Linked DNA regions of Homo sapiens: region 1 is linked to region 2. The links are chromatin contacts, found by Hi-C in ENCODE. All regions are on one chromosome and are shown on one strand. The core of a region is the stretch at or near the end of the contact, and the rest is flanking DNA. Distances in the headings are between cores, read along the strand shown. Region 1 overlaps MTURN (maturin, neural progenitor differentiation regulator homolog). Region 2 holds the start of JAZF1-AS1 (JAZF1 antisense RNA 1).

Evidence for each region. A loop is a pair of places that touch in the nucleus more often than their neighbours do. Pooled maps may share reads with other maps.
Region 1: a pooled map shows a loop between it and region 2 (2.2-fold over the local background). The contact joins the enhancer-like site here to the promoter of JAZF1-AS1 in region 2. A Hi-C loop is called at or near these places in 2 of 50 pooled maps.

Annotation. Positions count from the first base shown.
Region 1 is chr7:30,141,695-30,146,373 of GRCh38, reverse strand. It overlaps MTURN (maturin, neural progenitor differentiation regulator homolog), which reads right to left. Exons shown (of 3, transcript NM_152793.3): 2 at 75-197. Among named protein-coding and RNA genes, the nearest start is that of MTURN, 9.0 kb to the right of the region's middle. Within about 2 kb of position 3,418, at least 14 of the 41 ENCODE cell types and tissues checked have a DNase peak (open chromatin) inside an H3K27ac peak, as active enhancers do.
Region 2 is chr7:28,178,039-28,183,465 of GRCh38, reverse strand. JAZF1-AS1 (JAZF1 antisense RNA 1) reads right to left here and starts at 3,009. Exons shown (of 4, transcript NR_034097.1): 1 at 2,927-3,009. It overlaps JAZF1 (JAZF zinc finger 1), which reads left to right and starts at 2,671. Exons shown (of 5, transcript NM_175061.4): 1 at 2,671-3,003. The coding sequence starts at 2,889. RefSeq lists a silencer at 3,477-3,596 and enhancers at 3,451-3,950, 3,951-4,452.

The DNA.
Region 1 (4,679 bases), core at 2,169-4,668, 2.0 Mb before region 2:
CCCACCGCCCCTGTTATTCTAAACACAATCACCATAGAAAACAAGCTGTGGTGAGAAGCCAAGCAGGCACCTACAGGTCTGAAAGACTTGAAGACTTTTTCCAGGACTTCGTGGAGCGTCTTCTTGCCGCAGGAGGAGATGTAATCCTGTGCTAGCTGCAAGAAAGGCAGGCAGTCCTCGCTCTCACTCCACACGTGCTGCGTGCCCACGGGCGACGGAAGGAGAAAACAAAGACACACAGTCACTACACTCAGTGTGAAGTTCAGAAAAGCCAAGCAGATTTTCTTAATAACATCAATTTGAAGAAGGCCTCCATTCTACAGTAAAATTCATACATGCGTTCTTGATTTGTTTGCGTTGAAAGGGAAGAAAAAATGTCTAATCTATAGAAGCCCCCGAGCTTTTGGTCCATACCTCACCTGCTCTGTTCATCATCAGATCTGCTCCTACACAGTAAAGAGGGCAGTGGGTGGCCATTCCTCACCAATGATTTCCACTGTTCACCTTGTGCAGGCTAAGGGCGGTTTTCAGACATGGGGAAGGAGAAACCAGAGCCTTTGCCTTCAAAATCCTTAACTTTGCTTTCAGCTACGGCTGAAAGATTAATTAAGCATAGTTTGTAAGCATTAACTTGGAACAAGACATTCTTTACCCAGATCGGCCTGTGAGTAGGCGTGGTGGTAAATTTACTTCCAAATGCAAATAACTTAAGAGAACCCACCAAGTCACCACTATGTCACTGGAAAACAAAGGCTTTCTGAAAACTTCCCTTCCCTAAAATGCTTTAAAAGGACATCATACCGAAGCATCATTTCACAATCTAACACATACTAAGAGGAGATCGGTTTTAGATTTTTTGTTTCTTTTTCTTTTTCTTTTTCAGACAGGGTTTTGCTCTGTTGCCCAGGCTGGAGTGCAGTGGCATGATCTTAACTCACTGCAACCTCTTCCTGCCAGATTCAAGTGACCCTCCCATCTTGGCCACCCAAGTAGGTGGAACTACAGGTGCGCACCACCACACCTGACTAATTCTTTGTATTTTTGGTAGAGACAGGGTTTCGCCATGTTGCCCAGGCTGGTCTCGATCCACCTGCCTCAGCCTCCCAAATTGCTGGGACTACAGGCGTGAGCCACCATGCCCAGTCTAGGTTTTATTTTTTCTGAAGACTGGGTAAGGCTTTTTTCCATGTGAGGATATCCATTTTAGCACATCTTTAAGACTAGGCAAGCCTCTCTCATAAATGTTCAAAGACCTGGAACAAGGCCAAGAAATAGGTTTGAGCATTCTTAATGCAGAATACCCTGCCCTGCATATCTAAGCAAGTCAGGGACACGGGGCTTCCAGGGTAACATCAGAGTATCTGTCAGGTACCAAGAATCACTCTTTAGTGGGGACGGATCCAGGATGGCTAAACACTGGCAAAAAAAAAAAAAAAAAAAAAAAAGTATTGAGGTCTGGGAGAAAGAAAGACATCTGGCAGATAAGAACAAGATGCAGCGGCCAGATAGCAGGATAGAAGACTTATGTGGAGACATGGTCCATGCCAAGCACACACTGGCCCCATATCCCTATCACTCAATAAACACATTTCCTCTCCTTTCTTCTCATTGCAGGGTTTCTGAGAACTAGACCTACAGACTTAAAATACTGCTCAGATCCAAATGAGAATAACTAGGTGCCAATGTACCATCTTTATACCCCAATTATCTGTGTTTCATAGTTGCAAAGGTCCATTTTCGACACACGTTGCTCTCATGCCAGCAGACTTCTCTAGAGGCTTCCCCAACCCAATAAAGACAACGTCTGGGCTCTCTAGCTTTAGCGAACAGCTCAAATGCTCTTCCCTACTAATTAGAGACCCTTAAAGCTGTCAAACCACCACAATGTCATTTATGTAATAGTCTCTTCCATTGTACAAAAGTGTAATGGTACAAAGTACTTGTATATCCATTATGCCAGTTGATTCTTAATCAGTGGAGATTCTGGAAGAACAACAAAAGTTCTACTTAGTAAGTTCTGCTCAGCATCCATTTTCATACTCAAATGTGTAAAAGTTCCAGCTTATTTCAAATTATTATCCAAGTTAAAGAGGGGATTAACATCTACCACCACATTTCAAAAACTTGAAGCCTGTCCTCTGTAGACTTGTGAAGATGACAGAGTTAAAAGCTGAGTAAGTACCTGGCACAGTGCCTAGCTGACATGCAGTGAATATTCAGTAAATGGTGGACTTAAGTACCTTCTTTCCCCCTTTGCATCTGCAGGAGGATGGGGGAGACAGAGGGGAAGGGGTGGGCTTACCATCTGCCACAAGGCTATGGTCACACAATGAGTAAATCAGACACCCAATGTGACTCACTGAGAGCACTGCCTGAGGCAACTCAGGTTGCGGTTAATTCAGAAGCAGGTGCACCTATGAAAAGCTTGTAAACCTACTTTGTTAAAAAGTAAGTACATCTGGGCTTTAAATTACAAAGTAAACTTAGAAAAGTATATCACTCAAACAATAACAGAATCATAAACTGCAGTGTAGCCACCACTGCTTGGTAATCAGACAGTATATTTAGCTAAGTGTTTCTAAGGCATTTCTAACCTCATGAAGAGATTGTTCACACCACAATTTCCATTACTCTCCTTTTAGAGCAATTTAGGACTATATGTTGAAGGAAGACTTAATACCCACGAAAGGGCCTTCTGTCTGAACTTCCTTCATTTGGCTATCTCCACCTATTACCAGTTCTGTTAGGTTTTGGGGTTTAAAAAATGTTGTAACTGAATCCTTGTCCACATGATAGAGTGGCATGGGGTTTGGACTCAGATTCGGGTGTACACGGTCACTTAAAAGACATCATTTACTAAATGCTAGTTGTCTCATATCCATTGTATCTCATAACAAGGAGGTGTTCCATTTAAATTCCTTCCTTTCAAAATGAATCAAGGCAGCCGGCAAGGTATCACGAGATACAAGACAAAATGAACTAAAAATTAAGTCTGTCATTGGGAAAAAAAAAAAAAAAGGACAAAGGGAGGGAAATAAGATCCAAGAGTGAGACCAGGACAAACAGAGCAAGGTATGAGGGCCTGGCTACTTACTACAGACGGGACACAGATTTGCCAGCAAAGCTTTCTAAGTAGCCCATGCAAAGAAAGAGGCACTATCAATCTCACGAGGTAGTGTCCACAGATAAAACAGACGTGCTCTTCAGGAAAATTAACAGGCAGGGGGTTGGGGGCAGAGCGGTTATTCTCTTAGGAAGATACAGGGGCCCATTCCAAAACCAAGCGGAGTGGAGAGACCATCTATGGGCAGGGCTGGTGCTCCTGAGAACAGGATTTAGTCCTGTACAAAGACAAATGCACAACTGAAGGCCCGGAGTCCTGTGCCACTGGGCGTGGCCACAGTAACTTCAACTTGGAAAATATTTTAAGCATGTGTAACCAAATACTCATTTTGACCAGGAAAAAAACTACAGCAGGAATCAGAGAACCTCTAGCGCTGAACAATGCAACGCCCTGGCAAACATGAATCTGGGTACGGAAAGTACTGACTCTCTAATAAGGCGGTAGTCAGAGCGTCAACAGCCTGCAGGACTCCCTTGGACTAAAGGAGAAATGCCTGGAAAGGCTTCAGGGAGTAGAGGGAAGCGGTTCTCAAGCTTCAGTGTGGATCAGAGTTGCGTGCTGGGGGGGCAGAGTTTAAATTGCAAAGTTAACTGAGAAAAGTGTATCACTCAAACACAATGACAGAATTGCAATGTATCCACCTCTGCTTGGTAATCAGTTTATTTAGCTAATGAACTATTCAGTGAGCTGAGAATATGTATTTCCAACAAATTCCCAGCTGACGCTCATGTGGCTGGTTCTGGGACCACACTTTGAGAACCATGGGCACAGCAGAACTTTGGCTAACTACATATTTGAAGGGGGTTGTGGGTGGTGTGACATTTAAATATCTTTCCGGGAGAACTACAGCAATTGCCATTACTGACTATAGCCAGCTCCAAATCTCAGGTTGGCCTGAGCTGCAGTGAAGTGGCTGTCATCGAACCTGGCCTGAGTGGTCTACTCTTTCCTACAGAAAATCCGATAAGCACTTTGATTTGAGTATAGGCCATCTGCGACCCTTCTTCCTGTGAAGTCAGGCCAGAGTTTATCATAAAAGCTTGCCCAGCTTAAGAGAATATAACTATGTCACCTGCAAATAGGAAAATGAGCACCTTCCTGTTTTGTACAATGTAGATCGGAATATCCAGTTTATCAAAAAGTGGTCTCCAGTCATTAAAGTAGTCCAACCCTACAGACATTTTTGGGGGAGCACAATGTGTGCACCCCTACTATTCTAAATCCTGGTGGGTATGCAGCTGGACTTCCTGGTGCTTAAGCAGGGTGGGGGTGGCAGGGGAGGTAAGAACACACTCCTGTGTCTCCTCCCTCTGGGGCCCTTGCTCTGGGACTCACTCTTACTGGAGTACTGAAGTGGGGGTTTTCTGCCACTCGGTACCGAGGGAGTCCATTTTGAATTGGTGTGTCTTAATCCAAAATGGATCCCTGGCCAGGCCTGGTGGCTCACACCTGTAATTCCAACATTGTGGGAGGCCAAGGCGGAAGAGCTGCTTGAGACCAGGAGTTCAAGACCACCTGGTCAACAGAGCAAGACTCCAGTCTCCACAAAAAATAA
Region 2 (5,427 bases), core at 1,760-4,259:
CTTCTCAGTTCCCTCACTTTCCCTCTCCTTTCAAATATTTTTACTTTCCAAATCAGACAGATGTTTTTTGCCAGTACAGAGGTATATCAGTCATCACCTTCTCTCTCGGATGTAATAAGTTGAATTGTTTGTTTTATATATTTTTGTAGCTTAGATGTTGACTTTATCTAAAGGGATATCCTGGAAACAAACATTTTAAAAATATAAGTACAGAAAGGTAAGCATGCTATTAGCAATTTTTAAAAAACTTTGCCTGTGGTTACTATCTATATATAATTTGTCCTTCTATTGTCTATCAATGCCTTCTAAATGCACCATGAGTACAGAGAAAAAAACTGTCTGTGTGCACCTGGGAGAACTTGCTTGATGCCCCGGCCTCAGTTTACCACATCTCCAAAACCAGTGGTTCTGACAGCCAGAGTATCTTCCAGGTCTAAGAGATCACAATCATGTATCTTATATAAAGACCGGAAATGCCTAGAGTGTACAGATTTTTAAAAAGTAGTATGAGCAGAACATCACATAAACAAAGCTTCAGTCACATATGAAGAAGTAGTAGGGTGGATTATTTTCAGGCAAAATGAACTGATTCCTTACAAAACAGTAATAATTATCCAAGGTAGAGAAAATAATTTTGTCTTAAAAACCAATATCTTGATTTACTTTGGAAGTTATTTTAGCTCACTTCATTTTTTAAAAAATCTATTTTTTTCAATTTGGTCTAGCAAGGTTTTATTTTAGGAATAGTGAAACTGACAGGAGGTAGTAGAAAGCCATGCATTAGTGAAACCCAGGCCCCTTACTTCCTTCATCTTTCACCTGCACATTTCTGGCACTTCCCATCTCGGAACTCTCTTGCCTGAACCACCTCTCCACACTCTTGGGAGTTAATAACTCCACGTAGACAATTTTTCCTCTGGAGGACAGAACTGCTACTTCTTCAAAGCTTTTGGGGCTCCCAGATGCTGCATAGTGGGGGTGCCTAACATTCATCTCTAAGGGTGGCTGTTTTGGCATCATTTTTGGCTGAAGTTTTGTATTGCATTTCCATGTCATTTGGTGTGGTGTGTGCCTGCCAGATATTCTGCCTGCTCTCAGCTGAAGGCCTTCCCAGATTGGGCAGCTGAATGTACTGCACAGCTGCCAAAATTCTAATTCAAGATCTAGAATTCTAACTCCTGCTCTTTAGACCCTTGTCTGGCCTTGGCCTCAGTCCCCTGCCAACTCGGTCCCTGGCTCATTATCAGGCCCACCAGGGCCCTGCCCCCACCCTCATTGGGCCCATGAAACCATTCTTGGCACCAAACTGAACTTCAAGACACAGCTGCCCCAGCCCCACCCAAGCCGAATCTCATCTCAGCAAGTTTGTCACCTTGTGAGCTGCAAGACAGAAGAGATGAGAAGAGAAAATGCCACCGGTGATGGTCAGATCATAAAACTTCCTGTAGCAACAGACATATTACATGTGCCTTTACTCTAAGCACTTACATGAAAAGCAAACAATCCCATTATTAGAAATAACACTAGACAGAGATGCATAGAGTTTATGGAGGGAGGAATACTATTTCTCCATGCATCTGCACCAGAGGGTAAGTGAAATTTGCCCTAAGGAAAAATGCTAAATTCAGTATGCATATATTAATATTAATAAAAAAAATGTACTGTTGGGTCATAAACTGCTGATAATGTGTAATATTTCTTAGACACCTGGAAAAGTGCTACTGGAAAATACACACTTTACAGAAGAAATATGACTGCAACTGGAGGAGGGGGTGGGGACAAGAAAGTAATTGATTCTCAGCAAAATGCTGGTTTTCAGGGAAGCTACTAAATTCACCTTAAGTGGTTACCTGGTCAACATTATGCTTTAAATGCTCACAGGATGAAATCGCTTCCTTTTTAAATGAAGAGTCACTATGTCCCTTGCCGTTGTTTCCGCTCCTTCTAGCCTTAACCAATGCACTGTCCTTTCTGCAGTGGCTGAAACGAGGATGGGTTAATTACCAGACCTGAGATGGTGGAGTGGGTGCAGTAGGGTGCTGTAATTTCGGGTGATGAAATTATTTTAGTTTTTGTTTTCCTAGAAGGAGCAGGGAGTATAAAAAACGTGGCACATATGTAAAACACAGGCAAATGCACTTGACAACCAAGCACTCTATTTTGAAATTTAAATAAAGCTAAGATTTTTTTCTGGCCTAGAGGGAAAGCTTCATTAAAATCAATTAGTTAGTACAAACCTCCGGAGAATGTGTACTTTTTCTAAAGAAGGTTTAAAGAAGAAGGTGCACACAATTACCTTTCCTGGGTCCCCTGTGAATGTGTCACACCTAGACAGGTGGCTGAGTACAAAAAAATGTCCCTGAGAGGGACCAGGGTAACTCCCTGAGTTCTCCTCGCAGGGAGGTAGGTGTAATTAATCGATGTGGGTGTATTAAGAACGTCATATACATAACCAAGGAGGCTCCAAACAGATGGCACGGATGGCAAGCCGTAAAGGGCAGGCCTAGCGAGATAAAGTTGGTGGCAGGGCTCGCAGGTGAGGCCTGGGTCCGCGCGCTGAGGTTGGGGCCGCACAGCTGTAGCCGCGCGCCCTGGTCCCTCCTCCCAGCTGCGGCGGCCTTCCCCCCCCGCCCCCGCCCCCGCCCTCCCCCCGCCGCTCCCGACGCCGCCGCCGCAGCCGCCGCCTCCCCTCTGCCTCCCGGTGGCTCCTCGCTCTCCTTCCATCTCTCTCGCCCCCTCTCCCTCCGTCCCGTCCTCGCCGCTCCCCTCACCCCGCCTCTCTCCCCCTCCCCCAGCCCCTCCTCTCCTCACCCCACCCGGCCTCCCTCCCTCCCTCGCCCGCCCGGCGCTCGCAGAGCCGACACCAGGGGGGCTCTCGATGTAGCACCATGACAGGCATCGCCGCCGCCTCCTTCTTCTCCAATACCTGCCGATTCGGGGGCTGCGGACTCCACTTCCCCACCCTGGCCGACCTCATCGAGCACATCGAGGACAACCACATCGGTAAATGGCCCGGGGGTGGGCGGGGGTGCCAGGCGCGCGGAAACTCCTGCCCGGGCGGGGAGCCCCGGAATGGCCAGGGGTGGCCGGCGGGGAGGGAGGCGGCAGGGCGGGGAGGGCGCGTGCGAGCCCCGAGGTGGGGGTGGCGGGATGCGGGGGCGCGAGGTGCCGGGGGGCGGGGAGCGGGCTCGGGTGGGGGAGGGGGCGGGCGCCCCGAGGTGCCGCGGGCGGGCGGGCGGGCGGCTGGGGGACTCAGGGGCGTGCACGCGGGCTGCGAAGTGGTGGGAGCGGGGAGCGCCGCGGCGGGGCGGCGGGGTTGCGGCGGCGGGGCCGAGTGCCGGCGCGCGGGGCGCGGGGCGGAGGGCGCGGCGGGCGGCGGGAGCTGGGCGCTGGGCAGGGTCGCGGAGTTAGTTGGCCCGGGTGGTCGGAGTAGCCCGAGGCGCTGAGGGCAGCGGGGGGCGGGCGCTGCACGCCGCCGGGCGCTTCCGCCCCGGCTCGAGCTGTCAGGGCTCGGCGGCGGCTGCAGCCGCGGGGAGGTGGAGCGGGGGGGCGGGGGTGGCTCCACCGCGGCAGCCATTCCGCTTCCTCCTCCCGCCGCCGCCGCCGCCACTGCGTCCTGTCAGCGCCGGTTGCTAGGTGTGGTGCGTCGGGAGGGGGCCGGGGCCGGCGGCCGCGGGCGGGGGCCGGGGAGCTTGCCCTCTCCCTGGGAGGCGGCCGAGGGGCCCGGGCGGGGCCGGGGACGCGGGCCCGGGGGCTCTGGGTGCCCTCCCCTGCCCCGGCCTGGCGCGGACGCCCGGGCGCTGCGGGCTGAGGTCTTGGGTGCGCCCGCGGGCCGCGCCCAGCGCCCCGGGGTCGACGCGCCCTGGAGGCCCCTGCGGCGGCGCCCGCTGGAGAGACACCCCCAGGGCCCATGGCCGGGCATTTAAATGCACCCCGGCTCTGCGATTTGCCTTTCTAATGGTGCTAGGCCCGAGGTGCGCTGGCTGCGCCCTGGGATCGGCGGCGGCCTGCGCAGCGCCCCGGGCCCGGGAGACGCCGGGGAGGGGGCGCCCCGCAGGGTGGCTGCTTTCCCTTCACGCCTGGACCCCTGGACCTTTCAACAAGTCCTCTGATTTGCAGAAGTCATTGCACACATTTTCACACTTCTATTCGGAACCCCTGCTAAGGGAGGTGGGCCGGGTGCATCTGGCTTAGGCGGTCCAACCACCTGCGGAAGGTGTGACCGACGCCAGCGAGTTGTCCTGCGTGGGCTAGAAGGTGAAGGGTCCGAGCGATGTCCCAATGGGGCTGTCTAATCCAGAGAACCTGTAAATTGCCCCCAGGAAGTCCAAATGAATGCCATGGATTCAGCCATGTGGATGCAGCTCACGTTTCTACAAAGTTGAGAGAATAAATCACGACTGCTGTGTATTTATGCAGGAATAAAATGAGGCAGAACCCTATGCTCCTTTGCTTAGTATAGTGCTGTCTCTGCACACAGTGGCTGCTTAATAAGTGTTGAATGCCTGTTTAGAATGTGATTTGATGGGCCATCCGGAATAGGAGATAATCATGGGAAACGTCTACAAAATGTCTTTCAGAGGAAAATGCTGTTGAGTAATTGTCCAGGTTTTGAAACTTTTCAAGTTTTCAGGCGTCCTTGTAATAGCTTCTTCCATTTCCTCTGCTAAAGGTATGACAGAAGAGCTGGGCAAGTTTTGGTAGTCTTAAAAGCAGTTTAATGGAGCAACCAATTTGCTGATTCATATCATGATTGAATAGTCATAACTGAAAGTGCTTGAAAGTATTAAATCAGATTTTTCATGATGGCTAGTTTAAAATAAAGCGAAAACACCGGTACTGTGAAGTTCTGGTAGAAATGTTACTAGTTCAAGTTCTTCCCCTTACTCCCAATAATAAGTAAAAAATAAATATAGATAATGCTATACATTAATATGTATGATATAAGTAATATAAATAAATAATTTCTCTTGACTTACAGAAGGCTGTCATTGCATATCCCATCCATTCTCGCTAACAGTTATTTCAGAATAAACTATAATTTATATAAGCTGAGTAATAATTTTACCCCATTGCCTACCTACTTAGACAAGCTGGTTAAAAGACAGTATAAATTATATTTATTAAAATGTGTTAAAGACAGTTATCCTTCTTGAGGATTTAGTTTGAGATGGTTTAAAACTTGGTGAATCATGAGGTTTTTTTTTTAAGTGTAGAAATTGTCTTAATATTTTGCACACATTTTTAAAGAAGGTTAAGAGTTTGATACGTTTTCTAAAACTCAGCTTTGAAGTAATGCTACCTCATTCCCAGAAGGCTAGTGTTGTCCTTTTAATAGTGAAAATGTGGAAAAATTAAGTTTACAGCAATAGCAGTGACCTAGGTGAACTGTGTTGCAGGGCTAACACAGTTGAAAACAGTTTGAAC